Regions from separate parts of the Homo sapiens genome. Here regions 1 and 3 are each linked to region 2. A link is a contact called in ENCODE Hi-C or POLR2A ChIA-PET data. All regions are on one chromosome and are shown on one strand. The core of a region is the stretch at or near the end of the contact, and the rest is flanking DNA. Distances in the headings are between cores, read along the strand shown. Region 1 holds the start of UBA52 (ubiquitin A-52 residue ribosomal protein fusion product 1). Region 2 holds the start of GDF15 (growth differentiation factor 15). Region 3 holds the start of IFI30 (IFI30 lysosomal thiol reductase).

Region 1 (3,735 bases), core at 2-2,501, 190 kb before region 2:
TGTAGTCTAAACATGTCCTGGAACTAAAGACCACATGTCCTCCACCCTCCTGACCGCACGGGTGCTCTTCAGGAACACAGACTGTGGTTATTCTCCTTAGGTTTAGCGGCGGAAGGACTCGTCAGTATCTCCTGATGGAATAAGTACCCTTTGGCATCATCTTGCTAGATCCATCTTCCCTGAAGGCGGTCCCACCCTCTTCCACGGCAGCCAGGTCCTGATCTGCACAGGCTGCTCCTGCTGCCAGCCTGGATGGGAAGCCATCCCCTACAACACACATGCCTTCCTGTCGCAGCCTCTCTCCTCTCTAACTCCAAGCTGGAGCACCCAACACTCTTAGCTTCCTTCTCAATTACACCAAAACTCTCCAGACCCCACTTCTTGCCTTGACCCCAAACCACGAACATCACTTAGTATCTACCAACCACCTGCCAAGCATTGTTCACATATAAAAGTTGACTTAAAAAGACAAAGAATCGACCGGGCGCAGGGGCTCATGCCTGTAATCCCAGCACTTTGGAAGGCCGAGGCAGACGGATCATTTGAGGTCAAGAGTTCAAGATGAGCCTGGCTAACATGGTGAAACTCCGTCTCTACTAAAACTACAAAAATCAACTGGGCGTGGTGGCAGGCGCCTATAATCCCAGCTACTCGGGAGGCTGAGGCAGAAGAATCGCTCGAGCCCGGGAGGTGGAGATTGCAGTGAGCCGAGACCGCACCACTGAACTCCAGCTTAGGCGACAGAGCAAGACTCCATCTGAAAAAAATACAAATAGTCTAAAGAAAAGTCTAAAAAGCAGACACTACCACCAGCTCCTCCTTACAGACGTAGTAATGGAGCCAGGTATGAAGACTCAGCTCGAGAAATTTAGTATTTCCAAAGCGACTGACGCAGTGACTGGCAGAGTTAACGCTACACGCTCAATACCCCTCTCTCATTAACTCGGATCTGCCCCGAGGACCTCTTCCCGCCCGAGGCCTCGTGGGGTCACGCTGGCAGGCAGAGCAGGCAGGCTCCTCTCCAAAACGGCGCTCGCCTCCTGGGCCCCGGTCTGGGCTCCGAGCCGTGGCCTCGCGAGCCCTGCCCAGCCACCCTGCCGAGACTGGCCCGCATGAGCCAGCTCAGGGCCGCCTCTTCTGCCGCCCAGGCCCCTGCAGCCTCCCGCAGCCCCCAACCCGCTCTCGGCCCGGCGCGAACCCGCACGACCGCCGCCACCAACCAGCTCGGCCGCCTCGCTGAAGAAAAAGAAGATAGCGGAACCGGAAACCACCTAATCGCCGCCGAAAGCGCTTGCGCACGGAGCACGCCGGACGCCTGCGTCACAATTCGCGCCGCGCCTTGGGCCCCGCCCTGCCGCCATCTTGGATGCTGGCGAACGAAGCCGCAGCGCACGTGGGTGAAGGTCGCCCACCCGCTTCCGGTTGTGGGCCCCGCCCGCCGAGTCACTTGAGACGATTGCACCTCTCCCCGTGTTTGCGTCCGCTGCCTCTAGGCCACTGACAACCGCTGGCGGTTGGCGGGCCCTCAGCGAATAGCTGAACGGAGTAGAGGAGAATGTTTTCTAATAAAGCAAAGGTATTAAGCAGAGGACTGCGGGTCCAGGACGCAGGAGTCGGGGCTGGGAAAGCACCTAACACCTGGAATCGGTTATTATAAAGCTCTCGGCCGCTGTGCCTGAATGGATTTCAGGACAGCAGCAGGGAGAGCAGACGGTACTACCGCATTCGCCCAGAAAGGTGGTGGTGCCTGACAAAAGGTGTCAAGCGGGACTCAGGATTTTTTTTTTTTTTTTTTTTGAGACGGAGTTTCGCTCTCGTTGCCCAGGCTGTAGTGCAATGGCGCGATCTCGGCTCACCGCAACCTCCGCCTCCTGGGTTCAAGCAATTCTCCTGCCTCAGCCTCCCGAGTAGCTGCGATTACAAGTGTGCGACACCATGCCTGGCCACTTTTGTATTTTTAGTAGAGACGGGGTTTCTCCATGTTGGTCAGGCTGGTCTCAAACTCGCGACCTCAGGTGATCCGCCCGCCTTGGCCTCCCAAAGTGCTGGGATTACAGACGTGAGCCACTGCAGTGTCTCTTTTCAGTGTAGGATCCAGATTTGTGGGTGGTTAAAAAGTGCCAGGGCGGGACCTGGGTCCGGTGACTCACGCCTGCACTTTGGGAGGCCGAGATGTGCGGATCACCTGAGGTCGGGAGTTCGAGACGAGCCTGACCAACATGGAGAAACCGCATCTCTACTAAAAATACAAAATTAGCTGGGCGTGGTGGCGCATGCCTGTAATCCCAGCTACTCAGGAGGCTGAGGCAGGAGAATCGCTTGAACCCGGGAGGCAGAGGTTGCAATTAGCCGAGAGAGTGCCATTGCACTACAGCCTGGGCAACAAGAGCAAAACTCCGTCTCAAAAAAGAAAAAAAAAATTACAAAAATTTTTCAGGTGTGGTGGCGGGTGCCTGTAATCCCAGCTACTCAGGAGGCTGAGGCAGGAGAATCGCTTGAATCCGGGAGGTGGAGGTTGCAGTGAGCTGAGTTCACGCCACTGCACCCAGCCTGGGTGACAGAGTGAGACTCCATCTCAAAAAAAAAAAAAAAAAAAAAAAGTGCCACGGCGGGTGCAGTGGTTCACACTTGTAATCCCAGCACTTTGGAAGGTCAAAGAGGGAGGATTACTTGAGGTCAGGAATTCACGACCAGCCTGGAAGACATAGTGAGACCCTGTCTCTACAAAAAAAAGTTTTATTTTGAACTATCCAGGTGTGGTGGTGCGCACCTGCAGTCCCAGCTACTTCGGAGGCAGGAGGATTGCCTGAACCCATAGGTTTGAGATTGCAGTGACCCATGATTCAGCCACTGCACTCCAGCCTGGGCAACAGAGAGGTGCTGTCTCAAAAACAAAACAAAAAAAAAAAGTGCTGAGTACAGAGAAGATGGGGAGCAATGAGAAGTTACCTATAGGCTTAACAGGGGTACCTGTTTATTTCCTTGAACATTTGCAGGCACTACTATACCAGGCAAAAGCAGACACTCTCACGTCTGGGAAGATGCCTTTAAGAACCTAATTTCCTTTTCTTTTTTGAGACAACAGTTTTGGTCTTTTTGCCCAGGCTAGAGTGCAGTGGTGCGATCTTGGCTCACTGCAACCTCTGCCTCCTGGATTCAAGCAATTCTGCCTCAGCCTCCCAAGTAGCTGGGATTACAGGTGTACACCACCACACCCAGCTAATTTTTATATTTTTGGTAGAGATGGGGTTTCACCATGTTGGCCAGGCTGGTCTCGAACTCCTGACCTCAGGTGATCCACCCACCTCGGCCTCCCAAAGTGCTGGGATTACAGGCATGAGCCACCAAGCCCGGTCATAACAACATAATTTCTAAGTACTCAGAAGATGAGGTAACCCTGGGAGTGTGTCTGATGGGGAATGGATCTAGTGTGGCTCCCCTATCTGGAGGAAGGCTGAGATCTGGAGAAGGAATTATGAAATGAGGATGGGAACACTAGTATTGTGAGCAGTGACAGCAGCGTGAGGGAAGACCTAGCTGGTGACGGGAACTTGGGTTGTTATAGCTCCCACCAGGGGGGGTTCCAAAAAAGGGCCACATCTCTTTCTAGCCCTGTAGTGCCTGATTGTCTGCACCTCCCTCCAGCAGGGCCCCCAGCCCCACATCCAGCACTTGCCCTCCTTTTGGGTTGCTTGGCTTAAGGACTGAAGAAGCCACAGCTAGGTGTACTTTTCC
Region 2 (3,563 bases), core at 1,027-3,526:
CGCAGCGGTCGTGTCACGTCCCACGACCTTGACGCCGTCGGGGACAGCCGGAACAGAGCCCGGTGAAGGCGGGAGGCCTCGGGGAGCCCCTCGGGAAGGGCGGCCCGAGAGATACGCAGGTGCAGGTGGCCGCCGGATCCCAGCCGCACTGTGGGAAGACAGATAGGGAAGCTGGTCACCCACAGGCCTACCGTTTTCCAGGAACGAGGGTGCCCATTTCCCCTAACACGCCAAGCTGGATCTCACCACGGCGGCGGCGCCTTTGCACAAGTTATTTCCCCTACCAAGAGCATTTCTCCGTGCGGGCGCGGTGGCTCACGCCTGTAATCCCAGCACTTTGGGAGGCCGATGCAGGTGGATCACTTGAGGTCAGGAGTTCAAGACCAGCCTGGCCGATATGTGGCCAATATGGTGAAACGCCCGCTTCTACTAAAAATACCAAAAATTAGCTGGGCATGGTGGCTGGCGCCTGTGATCCCAGCTACTCGGGAGGCTGAGGCAGAAGAATGGCTTGAATCGGGGCGGTGGAGGTTGCAGTGAGCCAAGATCGTGCCACTGCACTCCAGCCTGGGCAACAGAGGAAGACTCCCTCTCAAAAAAAAAAAAAAAAAAAAAAAAAAGGGCATTTCTCCCCTTGAATCTCCTGAATCTCAGTATGGCTGGCTCCTCCTCTTCCTTCCAGCCTGCCTAAAATAGGAAGCACCCTATTTTATTTCCTTGTGTATCATTCATATTCCCTACTTAGAATCTTAGCTTGGTTGACACTGTGCCTGGCACACAATAGGTGCTTAGTAAATACTTGAAGGAATTAATGTATATCTGATATTCAGGCAGCCTGAGATTCCAACCATGGCTCTGCTTTTCTTCTGGCAGTCAAAAACTTACTTGCTTCACTTATTTATTTATTTATTATGGTCTTGCTGTTACCCAGGCTGGAGTGCAGTGGGGCACTCATGGCTCAGTGCAGCCTCAATCTCCTGGATTCAAGTGCTCCTCCCGCCTCAGCCTCCTGAATAACTGAGACTACAGGCACACACCATCATGTCTGGCTAATTTTTTTTAAACATTTTTGGTAGAGATGGATTCTCGCTATACTGCCCAGGCTGCAATGTTCTGGCCTAAAGCGATGCTCCCACCTTGGCCTCCTAAAGTGCTGGGATTACAGGTGTAATCCCGAGAAATGAAGAGTGCCAAACCCATCACATTCCAGACTACTGAGCCTCTAGGAATCACAGCCCCTCAGGCTGGTACAAGTGTTAGGGAGACTGGGGAGACTGGGGTTTGAGGGTGCCTTAACCTAGTTGCTAGGCTTAGCAAGGGTGAGAGGTTTGCCGGAGTCACACGGCACAGATGGGTTTAGGGCGGGCTAAGAGTGTGCCCCTCTGCCTGCCCCCTCCTGGGTCCCACCACAGCCCAGACCTCATCCAGTGCCCTGCACCCCTGGAGCCTCCATGGAGGGCACAGAGATGGGGAAAATACTCTCCTCCTCCCCTAACAAGTCGCTCGTTGCATGTGACTTTAGCAGTGCCTTGACAAGCGATTTCATCAGATTCAGAACCAGCTCCAGCTGGCTCTGCCCATCACAAACTTCTATCCATGCACCACACCCCCATTGTTTCTCTTGGATCCTGGCCCCAGCCCAGGTCAGGGACCATGCCCACACCGCACGCCCGACCCCGTCCCCGGGTTTCCCAGGTGCTGTGCACATTCAGGAGGGTCCCTGGCATCCCTGTACCTCAGTTTCCCCATTTGCAACTTGGGGACAGGTTATAACCTCCCACGTTGTGGGTGCAAATCAGGCATCGGCTACCCCATCAGACCCAAGGGGATCCAGGATATTCCTACCCAGGGCACAGATGGGGCAACTGAGGCTCAAAGGTAGGTCTGGGCTTTTCAAGATGAGGAATCCCTGATTAGATATGGGGGCTGCTTGGGGGGTGGGAGGGGATCTCTAAGATTTCACTTACCTTCTGGCGTGAGTATCCGGACTGCAGGGGCCGGGACGAGGTCGGTGTTCGAATCTTCCCAGCTCTGGTTGGCCCGCAGCCTGGTTAGCAGGTCCTCGTAGCGTTTCCGCAACTCTCGGAATCTGGAGTCTTCGGAGTGCAACTCTGAGGGTCCCGGGAAACTTGCGCGGCTCGCCTCGGCCAGAGACAGGGCGCCCCCATGCGGCAGCCACGAGAGCACCAGCAACACCAGGAGCATCTGAGAGCCATTCACCGTCCTGAGTTCTTGCCCGGGCATGGCTGTGCAGGTTGCGGCTCTGAGCTGGGACTGACCAGATGCTGCCGGACCGGCCTTTATAGTCCCCGGACTTTGTCCGTCTCCGCCTGCTCAGTCCCGCCCTCCTCCCCCTGCCTGCAGAGTAAACACTCCAATGACCACAGCTGGGCGGGGTCTGGGGGTGTATTTAGGGGGAGGATCTTTAGGTGGGGGCGCTCCTAGTAAAGCTAGGGCACATTTCTGGGCCTCAGTATCCTCTTCCTCGATATGAGGACACCATTCCAGCCTGGGAGTCTTTTTGGAGGAAAAAAAGACATTGTTACTATGTGAAAAATTCCAGACAAGAGTTTAAGAGGTGGCTGTCTATGCCCATGGGATTTCCTCTCTTCTCTTTTTGGTTGGGGTCAAAGGCTAAAGATGGTGAAAAACAAAGGAAGCAGAGGAGAACGGGCTAGATGGAGCCAGGAAGGGCAACCTTGATGTGTCATGCCTCTCTGCCATGCCTGTTTCCTCACCAGGAAAAAAAGGACTGAGACTCTCACTGGAGAGGTGGTCAAATGAGGGGTAAAGCACAGGGCCAGACACATAGGAGGCACTTGATAAACTGGGTGTTATTGCAGTTACTCATCCTCCTCTGGAGAACTCCTACTCATTCTTCAAAACTCTACGCAAAAAGCCCCTCTTCCAGGAAGTCTTCTCCAACATTATCTTTCCAGTCTAAGCAGGGTGCTCCCAAACCCCATCCTTTTGTCTGGCTCAGCGCTCACCTTGAAGCCATCCTCACAGGATTCATAATTCTGGGGGCCAGGCATGGTGGCTTATGTCAGTAATCTCAGCACTTTGGGAGGCCGAGGTGGGTGGATTGTTTGAGCCCAGGAGTTCGAGACAAGTCTGGGCAAGATGGCAATACCTCATCTCTAAAAAAAAGAATTCTGCGCCGGGCACGGTGGCTCTCGCCTGTAATCCCAGCACTTTGGGAGGCCGAGGCACGTGGATCATCTGACGTCAAGAGTTCTAGACTAGCCTGACCAACATGGAGAAACCCTGTCTCTACTAAATATACAAAATTAGCTGGGCTTGGTGGTGGGATTACATGCCTGTAATCCCAGCTACTCGAGAGGCTGAAGCAAGAGAATCGCTTGAACCCAGAGGGCGGAGGTTGCAGTGAGCCAAGTTTTCACCATTGCACTTCCGCCTGATCAACAAGAGCAAAACTCTGTCTCAAAAAAAAAGAATTCTGGACAGAAACTTAGTTATAATTAAGCACTAATCAGGCTGCACTTTGACCCACTTCCTTGTGACCGCAAGTTGCTTGTAGCACCTGATACCGACCATTTGCT
Region 3 (3,828 bases), core at 907-3,406, 210 kb after region 2:
CAGGAGGCTGAGGCTGGAGAATCACTTGAACCCTGGAGGTGGAGGTTGCAGTGAGCTGGGATTGCGCCACTGCATTCCAGCCTGGGCGACAGAGCGAGACTCTGTCTCAAGAAAAAATAAAAAAATAAATAAAATAAAGAAGGGTAGTTGTTTTCCTGGGCTGCACAGACAGCAGTGGTCAGGGCTAGGACTTGAATTTGGGTCTGCCTGGATGCAGGGAAGGTTACCACCCATGTCCCCCTCCTTGGGTGGAGTGAGGGGCGTCACTCACTAGTGGCAGACTTCTCTCCATGTCCTCAAACTCTTCCATGCAGACAATGGTCAGGAAGGCTAGCTCCATGTCAAGTTCATCCAACACGCAGGCCTGGGGTTTGGAGAGGGGGCAGGAGAGGGCATGAAGAGGGCCTAGGGTACCCTGACACCCTCTCGTAATAATCACCAGTACCCACCCAGGAGATAGGGAATAAAGATGTGATTAAATGGGAGCACACGAGGCAGAAGACAGAGCTGGCATCCTCGTATTTGCCTCCTGTACGTGGGACAGTTTTCCCCCACCCCAGTGTGGGGCCCTGGGGCCGCTCACCTCCACCTTGTTGAATTTGCACTCCTCTTCTCCATGCTGGCACTTGAACTCCCACCTGCCACTGACATTTTGTTCCTGCAAGGCAGCAGGGTGAGAGCCTGCTGGTAGGCTGGGTCCCCTGCTCCCCTGCCCACGTGCCTCAGTTTCCCCAGCGCCCACACACCTGTGCGTTTCCGTAGGGCACCAGCGTGACATTGAGGATCTCCATGACCAACAGCCATGTTGGGAAGAGCTCCCGGATCAGGAAGGCTCGGCAGCCACCGCACAGTGCTTCATAGTAGAGGGTCACATTGACAAGCGGTGCATTGGACTTCTTCAGGGGCCCCCGCAGGTATAGATTGCCTGTCTGTGGATTAGGAAGGCGTGGGAGGCAGGTGTAGCCCTGGGCAGTTCCCCACTTCTCTCAACCCCACTTGGTAGTCTTGTAGAAAGGGGGCTGTGATACGCAATTCATCTTGCACGCCTTCCAGAACTTGCCAGGTGGAATCTTGACTTTGAGACTTTTTTTTTTTTTTTTGAGATGGAGTCTCACTGTCGCTAGGCTGGTGTGCTGCGGCACGATCTCGGCTCACTGCAACACCCGACTCCCTGGTTCAAGCAATTGTCCTGCCTCAGCCTCCTGAGTAGCTGGGATTATAGGCACATGCCACCACACCCAGCTAATTTTTGTATTTTTAGTAGAGACAGGGTTTCTCCATGTAGGCCAGAATGGTCTCGAACTCCTGACCTCGTGATCTGCCTGCCTCAGACTTCCAAAGTGTTGGGATTACAGGCATGAGCCACCGCCTCCGGCCTTGGCCCATGCTCATTTCTTGTCACTTCACCTGGAGACCTTGCCTCTGAGCTGAGCAAGGGATCCACGTGAACCCTTTCCAAGTCCGACTGAATAGAGGCGGCACCTAATAGGTGCTGACTTCCGGCTTCAGCTGAGGGGTGGCGGGTGGCCCATGTCGCTGGAGCGGTGAGCAAGTCGCTCAGCCTCTAGGGCATCTGCCTAATAGGTCCCAAAGACACGCGAGCCCTGCCCTGGCTGGAATGAATGCATCAAGGGTAGCAGCAAGAATGCATGCCGGCGGCCCTTGGCCAGCTGCTGAACTTGTGCCCTGGGCCACAAAAGGAGACCCCAGCTCCTGCCCCAAAAGTACACAGTAGGCGCTCATTGAACCCTTGGGCGGGACTAGGCGGGTGGAGGCAGCTGCGCCTCTCAGATGCGGGATGCGAAAGCGAAACGGCACGGAGGGAGTGTGGCCGCAGCGCCGGGAACTGAACAGGGTTTTTCCAGGAACCCGGCAGGGACAGCGTCCCCTCGGGGCCCTGGTCTTCCCCTGTGAAGTCTGGGGAGAAAGAAGGAGCCGCGTGCCCCGACAGGGCGCCTGTTCCCTCCAGCCTGCCCGCCCTGTCGCCGTCCCTACCTTGTAGTTAACTGGTGGCCCATTCCCAAAGAAGTCTAACGCTTGCAGAGGGGACGCCTGCACCGCCGCCGTGGGGACGTCCAGCAGCAGCAGCAGCGGTGGCAGGAACAGCAGAAGTGGCGACAGGGTCATCGCAGCAGGGGCAAAGGTGTGGCGACTGCAGCGGCTGCCTGGGAAATAAGCGCCTTTAACCAGGCGGCGGTCCCGCCCCTAACCCGGGCCCGCCTCCCGATGCCCACGCCCCTCGGGTCCCGGGCCAGCGTCTCTCCCTCCTCCACTCCTTCCTCTGAGTGTCCCACCCCCACCCCTGCCAGGTGCTGGGTCCCCAGTCACGAGGCCATTGGGCCCCTTGGCAATCAGCCCTGCCCAGGCACGTGAGCCCTGGCGCAAGACTACCTTTAGGGGAGGTGAGGTGGGGCCTTTGAGACAGACACAGGCTGAGAGGAATGGTGGTGTCTCCACGCACCCCTAGACCTTCTAGGGGCGGCTAGGGGACTTGAGGCCCGAGACCCACTCTCAGAGTGGGCCTGTGACCTAACAGGGGTGACGTCGGATGGAGGCTGGGGATGGGATGGAGGCCGGGGTTTTGGGGGAGTAACTGAAATATTCAGGCCCCCGAGAGTGGGCAAGGCCTGTGTGGCCAGGTCTCCTCCCTCCAGTCTCGCCCGTGACCTCCCTCACACCCAACCCCCACATCCTGCCCCTCAACCCTTCCCCCCTCAAACTCCTGACCCCGACGCTCCAGACCCCTCACCGTGGTCCCGTGGGACTGACTCAGGCTTGACCACAGCCACGCCGGAAAGCAGAAGCTGGCGCAGGGAGTGGCGTGTCATTTCTCTAGGGTACCCACCCAGCCCCACTTCTGGCTTGGGGTGAAGAGAACTGGCCTTCCTTCTTTTCATCGTTCAAGGCTTGTGGGGGGTGGGGGGCAACCTGGCCTTCAAGGGACGCCCATGGGGGAGAGAGGCAGCCTGTGCTGTCTGGGATAGGGGTGGGGTGGCTTGGAGTCCACCTGGCTTTGGATTTGAGTGACAGAGCCTCAGCTTTCCCTTCTGTGTAATGGGGAGAAGGATAAGGTTTGGGGAACAAGAGTCACCATGGAGGGCTCAGAGGCAGGTGGGGGAGAGTTGTCCCAGGCTGGGGCTTCTGGATGGCATGGTCAGGCCTTGGTGCCTACACAGGACAGTGGCCCCAACAGTGAAGGCAGAGAGAATAGCCTGGAAAAAAGGCCCAGATGGAGGCTGGAGTGTTGGGGGAATAACTGAGACATTCCAACCCTGCCAGGCCTTACATTCAGGGCAAGACACATCGGATCCTAGGGAAGAAAATGTCCCACACCCAGCTGGAAGATATACCTGAGTCCCCAGCTGTGCCCCCCTCTAGTTGTGGGGAAGACCCTGGCCACACACACAGTAGCTGGTTTGGGAGCCGGAGCTTCTCTGAAGTCCCAGTGGCTGGATGGTCCCCGAGCCCATCCCTCAGACGACCAAACCGTTGGCAAAGGCTCCCCAAGACTCACCACCCCAACTTTGGTGCTTACCCTATGCCGGGTGGGATTGAAGAAATAACCATAAATATAATTGCTACAATTTTTCCAGTAGTTACCAGGCACCAGCCCTATTGGAAGAAATCATAAATGTAACCCTACAATGTATTGCTCTCTGGCTTGGTGCCAGGCATAGAGTGGGCCTACAACCCATTTTATCATTGAACCCTCAGAAGCATCCAGTTGGGGCTGGGGGTAGGTGCTACTGACTCCAGCTGGTAACAAATAAATGGCTGATCAGAGAGGGAAGGCTATTTTGCCAAGGACACACAGCCAGTGGTTGAGTG

Evidence for each region. A loop is a pair of places that touch in the nucleus more often than their neighbours do. ChIA-PET counts read pairs that join two places held with the same protein, here RNA polymerase II (POLR2A). Pooled maps may share reads with other maps.
Region 1: a pooled map shows a loop between it and region 2 (4-fold over the local background). The contact joins the promoter of UBA52 here to the promoter of GDF15 in region 2. A Hi-C loop is called at or near these places in 2 of 50 pooled maps. POLR2A ChIA-PET finds 5 or more read pairs at or near these places in 5 of 52 experiments (AG04450, HEK293, HepG2 and 2 more).
Region 3: a loop to region 2 is called in a pooled map, with 2.9 times the contacts of the local background. The contact joins the promoter of IFI30 here to the promoter of GDF15 in region 2. A Hi-C loop is called at or near these places in 1 of 168 maps with a recorded cell type or tissue (CD14-positive monocyte), 1 of 37 single-sample maps with no recorded cell type and 6 of 50 pooled maps. POLR2A ChIA-PET finds 5 or more read pairs at or near these places in 4 of 52 experiments (A549, B cell, GM12878 and 1 more).

The regions. Positions count from the first base shown.
Region 1 is chr19:18,569,373-18,573,107 of GRCh38, reverse strand. It overlaps UBA52 (ubiquitin A-52 residue ribosomal protein fusion product 1), which reads right to left and starts at 1,251. Exons shown (of 5, transcript NM_001033930.3): 1 at 1,199-1,251. KXD1 (KxDL motif containing 1) reads right to left here. Exons shown (of 5, transcript NM_024069.4): 5 at 3,730-3,735. RefSeq lists enhancers at 1-562, 1,201-1,540, 1,751-1,870, 1,241-1,917.
Region 2 is chr19:18,384,871-18,388,433 of GRCh38, reverse strand. It overlaps GDF15 (growth differentiation factor 15), which reads right to left and starts at 2,276. Exons shown (of 2, transcript NM_004864.4): 1 at 1,968-2,276; 2 at 1-148. The coding sequence starts at 2,244. MIR3189 (microRNA 3189) reads right to left here and starts at 1,872; the gene lies at 1,800-1,872. RefSeq lists enhancers at 2,152-2,321, 1,910-2,732.
Region 3 is chr19:18,172,141-18,175,968 of GRCh38, reverse strand. It overlaps IFI30 (IFI30 lysosomal thiol reductase), which reads right to left and starts at 2,156. Exons shown (of 7, transcript NM_006332.5): 1 at 1,996-2,156; 2 at 747-929; 3 at 584-658; 4 at 272-364. The coding sequence starts at 2,127. RefSeq lists enhancers at 929-1,594, 1,722-1,791 and a silencer at 2,102-2,411.